Linked DNA regions of Homo sapiens: region 2 is linked to region 1. Evidence: chromatin contacts called from ENCODE Hi-C data. All regions are on one chromosome and are shown on one strand. The core of a region is the stretch at or near the end of the contact, and the rest is flanking DNA. Distances in the headings are between cores, read along the strand shown. Region 1 holds the start of WDFY4 (WDFY family member 4). Region 2 overlaps SGMS1 (sphingomyelin synthase 1).

Region 1 (6,645 bases), core at 1,286-3,785:
AGATAACACATAACAAGTATAAATCATAAAGCGACAGGTGGATAAACTTATTTGAAACTAAGAAATTCAGTCATTAATAAAAACCACAGGAATATAAGGAGACAAGGCACCAACAAATGAAAAATATTTGTTATATATATAAATGACAAAAAGTAGTACCCAGAATATGTATTGAATTATGGCAAATCAATAGGATAAAAGACAGGTAACCCGATGAGAAATGGCCAAAAAATGTGAACAGGAAAAGGGACCCCAAATGGCCAATAAACATATGAAAAAGATGTCCAACCTTAGTAATTTGGTCAATGCAAATTAAAAACATGCTAAGATAGCTTTTCATTTCTACCAGATTGGCAGAAATACAGTACCAGACAATATCAAATGCTGATGAAGAAGTGGAGCAACAGAAACTTTGGTGCATTGCTGAGGGGTGGGTAAAATGAGGCAAAAACTTTGGAAAACAACGTGGTGACATCCAGTAAGGCTGACGATATGTACAACCTATGACCCACCAATTCTATTTCTAGAGTATATACCCAAGATAAATTCTTGCACACATGCCCCAAGATGCATGTACAAAAATAGTTCTAGCGGCACTGCTTATAATAGAAAAAAAAATAAACTCTTGAAATACCTAAAATGCCATCAACAGCATCTCAGATAAATATATTGAGGTACACTCATCTAATAGAATACTGTACTGCAGAAAACTTTAATTATCTACAGGTACATGCAACAATATGAAGAAATTTCAGAAACAAACTTTTGAACCAATTAGGCAAATTTTAAAAGAATATTTAATTCCATGTTTACAGAGTTCAACAACTTGCAATCATACATATATAGCGATTTAAATATGGGATGTAAAATTAGAAAAAGAAGCAAGGGAACAATAAACCCAAAATTCTGGACTGTTGCTGCTTCTGAAGAGGGAAGGTGAAAGATGGGCATGAAGAGGACCTCAGAGATGATGCTGATCTTTAAAAAAATCTAAGGTGTCAGCACACAGGGTTTATGCTGTTTTTATTACTTCTATCTTATTATGGTCTTTCTAAATTTTCTTTTCTTTCCTTCTTTTTTTTTTTTTTTTTTGGAGATGGAGTTTCATCGTGTTGTCCAGACTGGTCTTGAACTCCTGACCTCAGGTGATCTGCCCCTCTCAGCCTCCCAAAGTGCTGAGATTACAGGCGTGAACCACTGCGCCTGGCCGAAATTTTCTTTTCTTTCAACACAGAAAATCTTTCCAAGTTCATGAAAGAATAGCCCATGTGCTCAGGATGGACAGACAGGAAGGGCCTCCCTGACCTGACCCTGTTCCCTACCTCTCTGGCCAGAACCCCAGGCATGCCCCTTACCCGGCTCTGCCACACCAACCTCCACGAGGTCTCCTCCTCCAGACCCTTATCAAGAACACTTCTCAGAAACCCACAGGACTCGGCCTCCCTCACAGGTCCCCTCTCAGAAGACTAGAGCCATCCCCACCCTCCCAAGACCCCCACCCTACCTGCTATTCTCCCACCTGCTGAGCACCGTAGACCCCTGTCCGCTTTGACCAGAGCCTGGCAGGGCGTGGTTTCTCAATACCTATTTGTTAAATAACTAAATGAATGACTATACATAAACTCATATTAAAATTAGTGTGCTCCATGGAAAGGGTAATGCATAGAGCCCTTAGTTATCAAACCAGCCCCCCCACACTTTAGATGAGTTGGGACAAAGGATCGGTTTAGTGTTCTAGAAGTTTCATTTCAGGGGAAAAGAAGAATCAGTCCTTACTGAGCAGGTGGCCCTGCTTAGGCAGAAAATGCAGGCGTTTCAATGGTTTGCTGTAATAATTCAGATGAGGGAAGTGAGCCCAGGGAGGCACCTACTTACCAGAACCCAGTGGAGTAATGACAGGGCCGGGATAGACCAGCTCCCTCTGAGGCCCGTTGGAAATGGCCCTCCAACTCTGCACTCCTCAGAGGCCTATGAGGGAGCTTGGAGGGCGAGCCTCACTGTCCTGTCGGCCTGCTCTCTCCGCCCCCTCGACAACCAGGAAAGCCCGTGTCAGCCCTTCCCAGGGTTCCCTTCATAGCAGGACCCCGAGAAAGGACTTGACCTACCGTCAGAGGTCGAGGAGTGCTGCTGGAGCCCAGCCTGACTCCCAAACTTCAGCAGTGACACACACTCAGGCAGACCCAGGCCCTGGAGTGGCCCTGACCACATGGGCCCCCCACGCCACACACACTTCCTGCTCCCCAGCTCACCTCCTCTCCCACATTCACAAACCCAAACCAGGCACTGGGTCACATGTGCCCCATAGTCAGCCTCCCAGGAGGCAGCCAGTAGGCCCCACGCTGACAGGCGGCGCCCATATGCCCACCTCTAGGCTGGCCTGGCTGGGCCAAGAGCAAGGTGGCCTACCTGGAGGGGTGGCCGTCAGCGCCTGTAGACATCAGAAGGCATGGGCCCCCTATCCCCAGCTGCAGCCCCTCAGGCTCGGGGGAAGAGGACCCGGCCCCACATCGTCAGTCCTCAGCGCCGTTTCACTCTGAATCACTGGAGCTGGGTCTCTGCTCATTTCCTGGAGAAAGCAGAAGTGGAGAGCCGGCAGATGCCTGACTCTGCCCACTCTCCAGCCGACCACGGAGCTGCTGGAGTTCTGGCGGGTGACTTGGGTTCTGCAGCAAGGCCCCTTGGGGCTGGCTGTGCAGCCTCCGTGGTCAAGCGGTGCTGGTTGGGGCCAAGGACAAAATGGAAAGTACAGCCCAGCCCTAGAAGAGTAGGTCTGGATTCTGTGTCCCCTCTTCACTAGCCGTGTGACCACTGGTGCACACCTCTCCTCTCTGGGCCTCTGGCAAAATGAGAACAATGATGGTGTTAGGTGAATCTAATCAGAGGTGTGTTTAAGTGCACCCCTGGACATGGCATGGGTTGGGCAGCCCTCACCCCACCAAGCTCAGAGTTGCCCACTTGGATTTCTTCCTCCCCCATCCTCAGATAGAACTTGAACCACCAATGAGGGGAGTCCTCCTGCGGCCAACACTGAGGCAAGGATGAGAGGACATCTAAAACCATAGAATGGAAGTCTCTGAAACTCAGACTCCAAATTCTCATTCCTCTGAGTATATAAACTAGGCTGAATTATCCATGTCACCTATCCATAACGTCATCTCCACAGTACAAACAAGCATGTCCATTCACACACAATCCTGCTTGTGCTCTGTAAAAGGAGAATTTTGCCAAAGAGCAAGGGCACTTGTTAGCGCTAATGCCTGATCCTTGATCCTCAGTGCAGCTCATCGCTTGTCTCTAGCTCACAAAACCAGTGGACCATGCATGACTGACTGAGAGGCAGCAACAACATCACTTGTTATGACATGGAGTAAAGCTCCAAGATTGGTTTAAAGAGGAAAATAACATTTGTCACAAAACCTCAACCTCCACCAGTGCAAACTTGTCAGTAGACAGCAGCCAAAATAGGAGATCTATCCAGCTGCACTCCAGTCTGGACAGCAAGAGCGAAGCTCCGTCTCAAAAAAAAAAAAAAGAAAAAAAAGAAAAGAAAAGAGAAATTGAAAGGATACATGCAGTGCCAGCCAAGGGAAAGAGAAAACCTTAGAGAATTTGCAGTGAAGTGTTTGTTGTATATGATGAAAACCCCTCGTCATTGTCACCAATGAAATCATAAATAAAATCTACAAGAAGATATTGCCTGAAATCAGAGGCCTATGGTAAGAGCGGATTAGACAGAGGAACTTCCACAGAGGCAGGAAGGGTGGCCAGCATGGGACAGGCCAGGACCCCATGCCTGTGAATGCCCAGAGGAAGCGCGGAGAGTCTGTCATAGTGGGATCTCGCAAAGTCTGCTGGAGGGCCCACCTGCACCCAGGTCTCCTACCTTCTACCCACCCCAGCACCTTGCCGGGTAGCCAGCAGCAGGCAGGTAAAGAGCACTAAATTCAGAGCTAGAAACTCAAGGTTGAAATTCTCACTATCTTAACTGAGATAATTGACATCTTATTTGCAGAATGAATGAATGCCTTGTTAGAAGGAACAAATCAAATAATATTTGCAAGAGAGGTTTTTTTTTTTTGAGACGGAGTCTCGCTGTCGCCCAGGCTGGAGTGCAGTGACGCGATCTCGGCTCACTGCAGGCTCCGCCCCCCGGGGTTCACGCCATTCTCCTGCCTCAGCCTCCTGAGTAGCTGGGACTACAGGCGCCCACCACCTCGCCTGGCTAATTTTTTGTATTTTTAGTAGAGACGGGGTTTCACCGTGTTAGACAGGATGGTCTCGATCTCCCGACCTCGTGATCCGCCCATCTCGGCCTCCCAGAGTGCTGGGATTACAGGCGTAAGCCAGCGCACCCGGCCAAGAGAGTTTTTAAATACTGAAAAGGGCTGTGCAAATGCAAGCTATTATTAGTGAGAGAGTTGCCAAAGCTAAGACACTGAAGCAGCCAGGGCAACTATGAACTGCTAATGTAAATGTGTATTTTTGTTAAAGGGCAATGTAAGATTCTCTGATTTTTAAACAATTGCCCCAAAATGGCAGTTTTACTTCTGCACCCAGTTATGGTGGTGTAACTGGTATAGGACATACCCTCCCATTGAAAGCAACTATAGAATAGTTCAAATACACAAGATAATTGTTTTCAGGCATTGAATAGCAAGACTGTGATCCTTGAGATAAGGAAAACACACAAGGTGAGCCCCACAATTGCCCTGGAGTTTTTTCTAGTGATGCTTTTTCTGCTATGATGCAGGCAGGTGGGGCCCCAGAGACAGTAGTCTCCCTGAACTGAAAAGGTTTAAGTCAGAGTTCAAAGCTGCTGAAGGCTCTGGTATGTTCAGGGCAGGTTCCTGAGGAGAGTGTGCCTTGTGGGAACTCATTGTGTGTGCCCTTGGCCAAGGATTCCTATGTGTGCACAGGGTGAGACTCCAAGAGACCCAGCAGAGGTCAACTGACCCAAGGCCGAGCACTGAAGGAGGTAACAGAGAATGTGCAGTGCTTGGAATGTTGCAGTCGCATCCCATGGAGTGTGGAGAGACCTTGCTGAGCATTGTGGGACTTCACTTTACACCTCAGAGCCCTCACCCCACCAAGCTCAGAGCTGCCCTCTTGTATTCCTTCCTCCCCAATCCGCAGACCAAACTTGAAACACCAATCAGAGGAGTCCTCCTGCAGGCTAAACATGAAGGTAATGATGAGAGGAAATTTAAAACCATAAAACTCTGAAGCTCAGACTCCACACTGAAGAAGTAAGAACCACAGCCTAGAATAAAAGCCATAAAGTTGGAACAAGTTCAAAATTGAAATAAAATAGCTCCATGTGATAAGTTACTTTTATGAGTTAACTTGACTGGGCCATGAGGTGCCCAAACATTTGGCGAGACATTATTCTGGGCATGTCTGTGAGGGTATTTTTGGATGAGATGAACATTCGAATCAGTAGGCTGAGTCAAGCAGACTGTTCTCCCTAATATGCATGGGTGGTTTCCAATCGGTTGAAGACCTGAATAGAACAGAAGGCTGAGTAAGAGGACACTTTGGCTGCTTGACTCCTTGAGATGGAACATCAGTCATCTCCTGCCCTTGGACTGGAACACTTACAACACTGGCTCTTCTGATTCTCAGGCCTTTGAACTCAGACTGGACCTTACACCATTGGCTCTTCTGGGTCTCCAGTTTGTTGACTGAAGATCTTAAGACTTCTCATCCTCTATAATCATATGAGCCAATTCCTTGTAATACATAAAGAAATAAACAAACAAGAGCAGGCATGTATATATATAGATATATACACACATATACATATATATATATATATATATATATGTATATCCAATTGGTTCTGTCTCTCTGGAGGACCCTAATACAACCAAACAAAGAATAAAAGAAGCAAGACTGACAGAATTAAAAGGATATTCCAGTAATTTTTTTTGAGACGGTCTGGCTCTGTCCTCCAGGCTGGAGGGCAGTGGGGTGATCTCGGCTCACTGCAACCTCCACCTCCTGGCTTCAAGCAATTCTCATGCCTCAGCCTCCCAAGTAGCTGGGATTATAAACACGTGCCACCATGCCCAGCTGATTTTTTGTGCTTTTAATAGAGACACTGTTTCACCGTGTTGGCCAGGCTGGTCTCAAACTAATGAGCTCAAGCGATCCCATCACCTCAGCCTCCCAAAGTGCTGAGATTACAGGTGTGAGCCACTGCAGCCAAGGAATTTAACTGCCAACCAGAACAAAACTCAAGATGCTTTAAAGGAAGAAAACTTAATGCAGCCTCCTTTCAATTTAACATCCATGCTATCTAGCATAGAGTTAAAATTAGTAGAAATCTGAAAAAGCAAAAGAATGTAACCCATAACAAGAAATAAAAAACTGTCAATAGAAATAGACCCCAAGATGAACCAGATGTTGGAATTATTTCACAGGAACTTTAAAGCAGCTATCAGAAATATATTCAGGAACTTAAAAAAAAAGCAGGCAAATTTCAGCAAAAAAAAAAAAAATCGAAAATACAAGAAGATTCAAATGTAAATTCTAGAACTGAAAAGTATATCTGAAGTAAAAATTTTACTGATAGACCAACAGCAAATTGGTGGCCACAGGAAAAAAAGGGTTAATGAACTTAAAGACTTATTAATAAAAATTATA
Region 2 (6,645 bases), core at 1,915-4,414, 1.7 Mb before region 1:
TTAGTGTTGGGTATAATTTTTAGATCTTTGACTCCTCAGTTCTTCCTTGCTATTTTTATTGAGGCTGACAAGTTCTTTCTTTATTATTAGAGAAGATCTCTATATTTATTTATTTGGTGTTTGTTCCATCTCCTCCTGTCTTTTTTTTTTTTTTTTGAGACGGAGTCTTGCTCTGTCGCCCAGGTTGGAGTGCAGTGGCGTGATCTCGGCTCACTGCAAACTCCGCCTCCCGGGTTCACGTCATTCTCTGCCTCAGCCTCCTGAGTAGCTGGGACCACAGGCACCCGCCACCACGCCTGGCTAATTTTTTTTTTTTTTTGTATTTTTAGTAGAGACAGGGTTTCACTGTGTTAGCCAGGATGGTCTCGATCTCCTGACCCTGTGATCTGCCCGTCTCAGCCACCCAAAATGCTGGGATTAGAGGCGTGAGCCACCACTGCTGGCCAATCATCTCCTCCTTTCTTAATCTCCGTAACACCGCCCTGTCCCTTTATGCTTTGGGTAACTTGAGGTTTCTGTCTATGGTTCAGGTAACTGAGGTGACACTGCCTCTCATGGTACCTCAGTGCATGCATGGAGCCATATCACAATTATTAATCTCATCTCAGAATTAACATTGAGGCCTCAGGTGATGAAAGTTAATTTAGGTTCCTGTTTTATCAATGTTGTCTTCTTGGAGCCACACGTTCTTCACATAACATGAGCAATAGTTGCATTCTAGCTGGTAAAAGTCGGGTATTTTTATTTGGGGCCCTTCTCTGAAGGGAAAGAAAGCAAAAAGTTCTATTTCTAGCCTGTTTATTCTAAAATGCTAAGAAATGGAAAAACAAAAGTAAACACATTGTTCTGAATGACTTCTTCTTGGAAAAAGGAAGGCCCTTTGCTGGCCATATTTTATTATTCTGTGAATTATATGAATCCTCCAGTAGTTGTTGAACTGGACATGTGGACAATGTAGCAATTCTGATCATTAAGCATTAGGTGTCCATAGTTCTGGTATAATGCCTTTGTTGGATCAAAGCGTGTGTGACTGGAGGGAGGCCTTTGTTGCCTGGCTCAGAGCAGGGCCAAGAAATCATTTGGTGTCTCGTTTAGTCCTTCCAGGCAAATTAATCCTTCACTTTTGAGGAGAGGTAAGAAGGGGTTAGGGAGGAGAGATGGAGAGAGAAGGTGGGTTACTCTAATACTGTTGCCGCCTGGGAAACAGACTAGGTATCTCTTCCTGAAAACATAATGGAGGGCAAAATTTTAAGGGTTCACCACCCCAATCCTTCATAGTGGAAATACTGCTCTTAAAATTTTTTTTCTCTTAAGGTAATTTTCTGTGTTGCTATTTTCTCTTTCCTTTTTGTTTTTGGTAAAAAAGAGAAGAGATGACTGGACTTTTCTATGTCTTGTGTGTGAAGAAGAGACTAACTAGTGGAAATCAAGAAATGGCCTTTCTGAGACATGTAACTAATTAGATTCTTTCTGCTTATGACAGGTGATGGAACTGTACTGGAACAATGGGAGAAGCTGGTAGCTTATAGGAAGCCAAGATGACCAGAATGTTTTTAAATAATCCGTAAGTTAATGTTCTTGGCCTTTTGGAATTCTTTTAACTACTGGGTAAATTTTCTTTAAGGAACCATGGTAAAAGGATAGCACAATCAACTAACTTGAGTGCAAAAGAGAAACTATTTTATAAAGTAAATATCCAAACACGTCAAACAATTGATGCTAACTTTGATAAATCTTATTTTGCGTACTTCTTTCTTGATAGGGTGTGTCATTTTAAGTTGAGTGTGTCAATTTGGTGGACAGAGCATAAGTATTTGAAGAATTAAGAGAATTCCCTGCACATGGTCAGCATTTAAATTAAGCTTGGAATAACCCTTAGGATATGCAGATATTTTTGGTCCTAGTGGTTTCCTTGGGCTCCATTTCTCACTCACGTATTTTTTTCTGTGGGCATATTTTGAAGTAAATATGAACAAATTTGGTGAATATGATTAAAATTGAGTTCTTTGTCTACATCTTCTCCATATCCCTCTTCATGTATGCTACTTTTATGTACATCAGAGGCTATTAATGTTTGCTAATTATCTGACAGTTACATATGGTTGATTTTGGTTTCACTGTGATAACAATAATGTTAGTAAGTGGGGTAGCTTAGTGGAAAGATCATATATTTTTGAGTCAGACAATCCTAGGCCTCACTCTTGCTCTTGTGCTTTTTAGTAGTTACTCAACCTCTCAGAACCTTAGTCAACTCATCTGTATATTGGATTTGATACTATCTCTCATAAAATTAAAGTTTGTGGAAAGTACTTTGTGCTATGACTGGCACAGTATAGTTACTGGCACAATAAATCATATTTACTTTTCTTCCTTATATTTGTGTCATGATTTATAATCTATAGGCCTTTATTCTATCTCAAAAGATTGGCCAGCTCAAGTTCCTTACCTATTGCCAAGCTGTGGTGATTAACATTATAGGTAGTATCTGCAGGTAGATGTTAACAAGCTGGCAATGTCAGAAGGAGGGGTTGTCATGTTTGCAGGTTTCCATTGTGTAAGTACCACTGCTGTGGCTGGCTCATTTTAAACTACCAGCAAAAGTCACTGAAAGCGAGGCTGGGAAGTCTTATGTAGTAGCACAGCATTATATAGTTTCTACCAACCAGATACAGTAGTTACAAATCACCTCAAGAGCATGCTTAACAGTAAAATAATAGGAAGTGATGAGATTTGAGTATTTATTACCTTTGTTTTTAGTATGATTTATTTTAATTTTGTTTATATAATTTAACTTTTAATAATGACTGTGTTTAACAACCAGCTTGCTAAAAATTTTGAGAATTTAACAATTGGTTCTAGTGGCCTGGTATAAGTTGGCTCTAATACACCACTAATTGTAGGTTTCCTGTTGTGAAGACATTTCTAAGCCACAATTCTTTAATTATCTGCCTCAGCCGTGGTGGTAAGAGTTTCATTTGATGAATAAAAACAAGGTTTGGTTTTGAGTCAGTGCTTGCTGTAACTCAAGTTGTCATGCTCATATTGTTTCTGGAATTGAAAATAGATGCCAAAACCAATTTAGAATTTAGAACAGTTTCTTGAGTTGTTGACTCAGCTTCATAACTGACCCCTGGCATCGCTTGCCTATTCTGGCTGTTAAACTGATCTCCAAGTGCTAGTATTGGCGATCAGTCATTCTGCTCACTGCCTATTGAACTTCCTTCTCTCCCTTCCCCATATTCCTTCAAATCTTAAATTCCTTCAGGTAGTGGTGCTACAGAGACAAGTAGTCAGGATTCCTCCCAACTAAGCATTCCATGCAGCTTTGCTTTTGATTCAAAATTAAGTTTTAATGGAAACCCAATTGCCTCTAGGGAGAGAGTAAAAACAAAACAAAACCTGGGCAGTTTAAGGTTCATCTTGGCTTGATTAAAATCTTAGGGAGTGAAATGGAGGAAAAAAACGAAACCAGATCAGACATCTCAATGTTTCTTCTAGAAGCAACTTCTTCAGTTTTCTAACTTGCCCTTTAGAAGGAAGCAATCGAACCCTGAAATTGCTAAGTAACAGCTAAGATTGTGTTTGTTGTTTTTACTTTAAATCTCACCCACCTAGTTCTCAAAACACATTTTTTATTGAACCTTACAAAAATGCCTTGGATATTTCAAAACATTTGCTTGTGTCAGTTCTTTGAATCAGACTTACATAATTGTAAAACATTCATTTCCCCGATTTCCTCTTAAAACAAAAGGTATTTATAGTTCCCGCTGAGTCAGGGATGGACTTGGATTACTGCAAAAGTAATCTGTGTTCATTTCAAGAGGAAGCTCGTGGTTAAAATCTGAGAGACTTGCCTTTGGATTATGAAATAATTACCTTTGGCTTAATTTAAATAAGTGTGTCTTTGTACTTTGAAAGCAAACATGGAAATAATAATTTAATACAGAAATTTTATTATAGATATAACATTCTGACTTATATTATCATCTCTCTTAACAGAATGGGCCTTATGTGGTTTCCAAACATCCCTTGTATAGAAGATTTCTTCATTAGAGAGATGCTATGTGTATAGTCTTTAGATGCGCAAATTTTATAGCGTTGCATTATGTTCATATCAACAAACTCATGTTTGTTGATATAAACAAAAATATGTTTACTAGATACTTGGGACTCGTTGCTTTTGACGATACATTTCAGTACAAATAAGACAGACTTATTGCACTTTAGGAATTGATAATCAAACCTGAAAAGAGAAAACTATAATTTCAAACTGAATGTGGTAGGTATTATAAAAGACATATAAAATACTCAGAAAACAGAAGAGAAAGAGAAATTACCTGGGTGGCAAGAGGAGTGGGCTAGATCAGGGATGAGATTCAGGAGCAGATGATATGTGGATTAGATATTTAATGATTAATGCCTTTTTATTAAAGTACCTTTTATGAAACTATAAAAGTTAACATTGCTAATTGGATAGAACTTTAGAATGCAAAAACTATTTTGCATTTGCAAAACTATTTTGCATGGCAGTGAAAATGCTAACAATTAACATTGCTTTTTTTTTTTTTTGTATTCTGCCATACTTTTCTATGCCGAGATTAGATACATGCTTTATTTTCCCTCTAAAATGGGTCTGGTTATTACTATTGTTTTGAAATCGGCTTCAGTTGACAATATAGTAAGATGATGCCACAGCAATAAATATACATCTACATAATTGTAGATGTATACATAATATATAGCATTCCATGTGTACGTAGTCTATAATGTTGCATATTACTGGACATTTTTGTTTTCAACTTTTCATTTTTGTAAAGTGTGCTGTAATGAACATCTTTGGTAACATCATGGTGCACTCATTCAGTTATCTGGATGAGACCTTTGAACAGAGTTGGGAGGAGTGCTTAGGGGACACTCTAGGTAGAAGGAACAGTTTGAGCAGAAAGGAACAGTCTGAACAGAGATGGTAGAGGAAGATCATGTTTTGGGAAAAGGCTAGAACTATAGTTTAGTAGAATGAAAAGAAGATAATACTGCTAATTAGGGCTAGAAAAAGAAAATAGAGGGTCTTTGATACCAAGCCTTTAATTTATTCTTAGTTGGGTGTCATTTTGGAATCTATGTTATACTTTAAATGAATGACCCTGAATAGCTTCAATTGTTCTTAATTTTTCTTATTTGGGGAAGAAATAAAATAGTTCCAAATGCTCAAGAAAGAATAGATCTTTTAAAATTCTTGAGAGATTTAAGAAACTAACCAGGACATAAACAAGTAATTGAAGTCATGAGAAAAGAGTATGTGTGTGTGTGTGTGTGTGTGTGTGTGTGTGTGTGTGTGTGTGTGTATGTGTAGAAAAAACTATAAGAGTAGAGGTTTTTAAAAGTGAAGGAAAGTTCATTAATTTATTTTCTACACTTAATGAATTTTAACAAATTCTTTATAATTAAAAGTTAAGGACAATTTGGAAAAGAAGTGAGTTTGGGGATGCATGTCATAATTTAATAATAGTAATGCCTTATATTTACTGAGTTGCTTAATTATGAGGCTATGTTCTAAGAAATGTGTCCTCAGGCAATATTGTTGTTGTGTCAACATAATAGAGTGTACTTACACAAATCTAGATGGTGTAGCCTACTACAAACCTAGGCTATATGGTATAGGCTGTGGCTCCTAGGCTGCTGCAAACCTGTATAGCATGTTGCTCTACTGAATACTATAGGCACTTGTAACCAAATGGTAAGTATTTGTGTATCTAAACATAGAAAAGTATAGGAAAAATATAATCTTACGGAACCACTGCCTTTTGTGTGTCCCTTGTTGACCAAAACATTGTTATGCAGTGCATGACTATACCTGTCTGTGCTTGTGTGTTTTAAATACAAACAGTCCCCAATTTACAATGATTCGACTTAATGATTTCTTGACTTCATGATGGTGCAAAAGCAATACACCTTCAGTAGAAACCATACTTCAAGTACCCATACAGCCATTCTATTTTAACTTTCAGTACAGTATTCAATAATTTAAAAACAATATTCAATACTTGAATAAATAGGTTTTTTGTTGGATTATTTTACCCAACTTTAGGCTAACGTAAGTGTTCTGAGCATGTTTAAGGTGGGCTCAGCTAAGCTATGGTGTTAGGTATGTTAGGTGTAGTAAATGCATTTTTGATGATGGGTTTATTAGGATGTAACCTTTTCCTAAATTGGGGAGCCTCTGTTAATCATTGTACTTAGTCTCATAACAGTCTTCTTAGGAAGCATCTGGGATTATCTGCATTTTGCAGGTGACTGAAAGGCTGACTTCCCTAAGGTGGGTGAGAGAGTACCAGATTTGGTGTTGTAGTTCAGGCACTGCTGAGGCCTTGAAACATTGCTAGGATAGTTGTAAAGATAGTAAGACAGTATCTGAAAGATTATGAGAACAGCATAAAGTACCACAGAAATGGAGGGGCTGCTTTTTATAACAGGACAGCTTCTATCATTACGGGGGGAAGAAAGCTCAGCTCTAGCCATTTTCCATTCTTTTTGTGGCAGCTCATATTATTGTCAGAACACTTGCTGCTCCTTTCTGCCCACCTTCCATCCCTGTGAAAGGATTATACTCTCCTACTCTACAGAAGGCTGATGCCCCATGGCTAG

The links. Hi-C counts contacts between places; a loop is a spot of excess contacts on that map.
Region 2: a loop to region 1 is called in a map with no recorded cell type, with 7 times the contacts of the local background. The contact joins the enhancer-like site here to the promoter of WDFY4 in region 1. A Hi-C loop is called at or near these places in 2 of 37 single-sample maps with no recorded cell type.

Annotation. Positions count from the first base shown.
Region 1 is chr10:48,680,763-48,687,407 of GRCh38, reverse strand. It overlaps WDFY4 (WDFY family member 4), which reads right to left and starts at 2,535. Exons shown (of 62, transcript NM_001394531.1): 1 at 2,407-2,535. RefSeq lists enhancers at 1,745-2,285, 2,304-2,603, 3,534-3,613 and a silencer at 3,264-3,313.
Region 2 is chr10:50,428,395-50,435,039 of GRCh38, reverse strand. It overlaps SGMS1 (sphingomyelin synthase 1), which reads left to right. Exons shown (of 11, transcript NM_147156.4): 6 at 1,484-1,564. Among named protein-coding and RNA genes, the nearest start is that of ASAH2, 180 kb to the right of the region's middle. RefSeq lists an enhancer at 2,974-3,193. Within about 2 kb of position 3,164, at least 7 of the 41 ENCODE cell types and tissues checked have a DNase peak (open chromatin) inside an H3K27ac peak, as active enhancers do.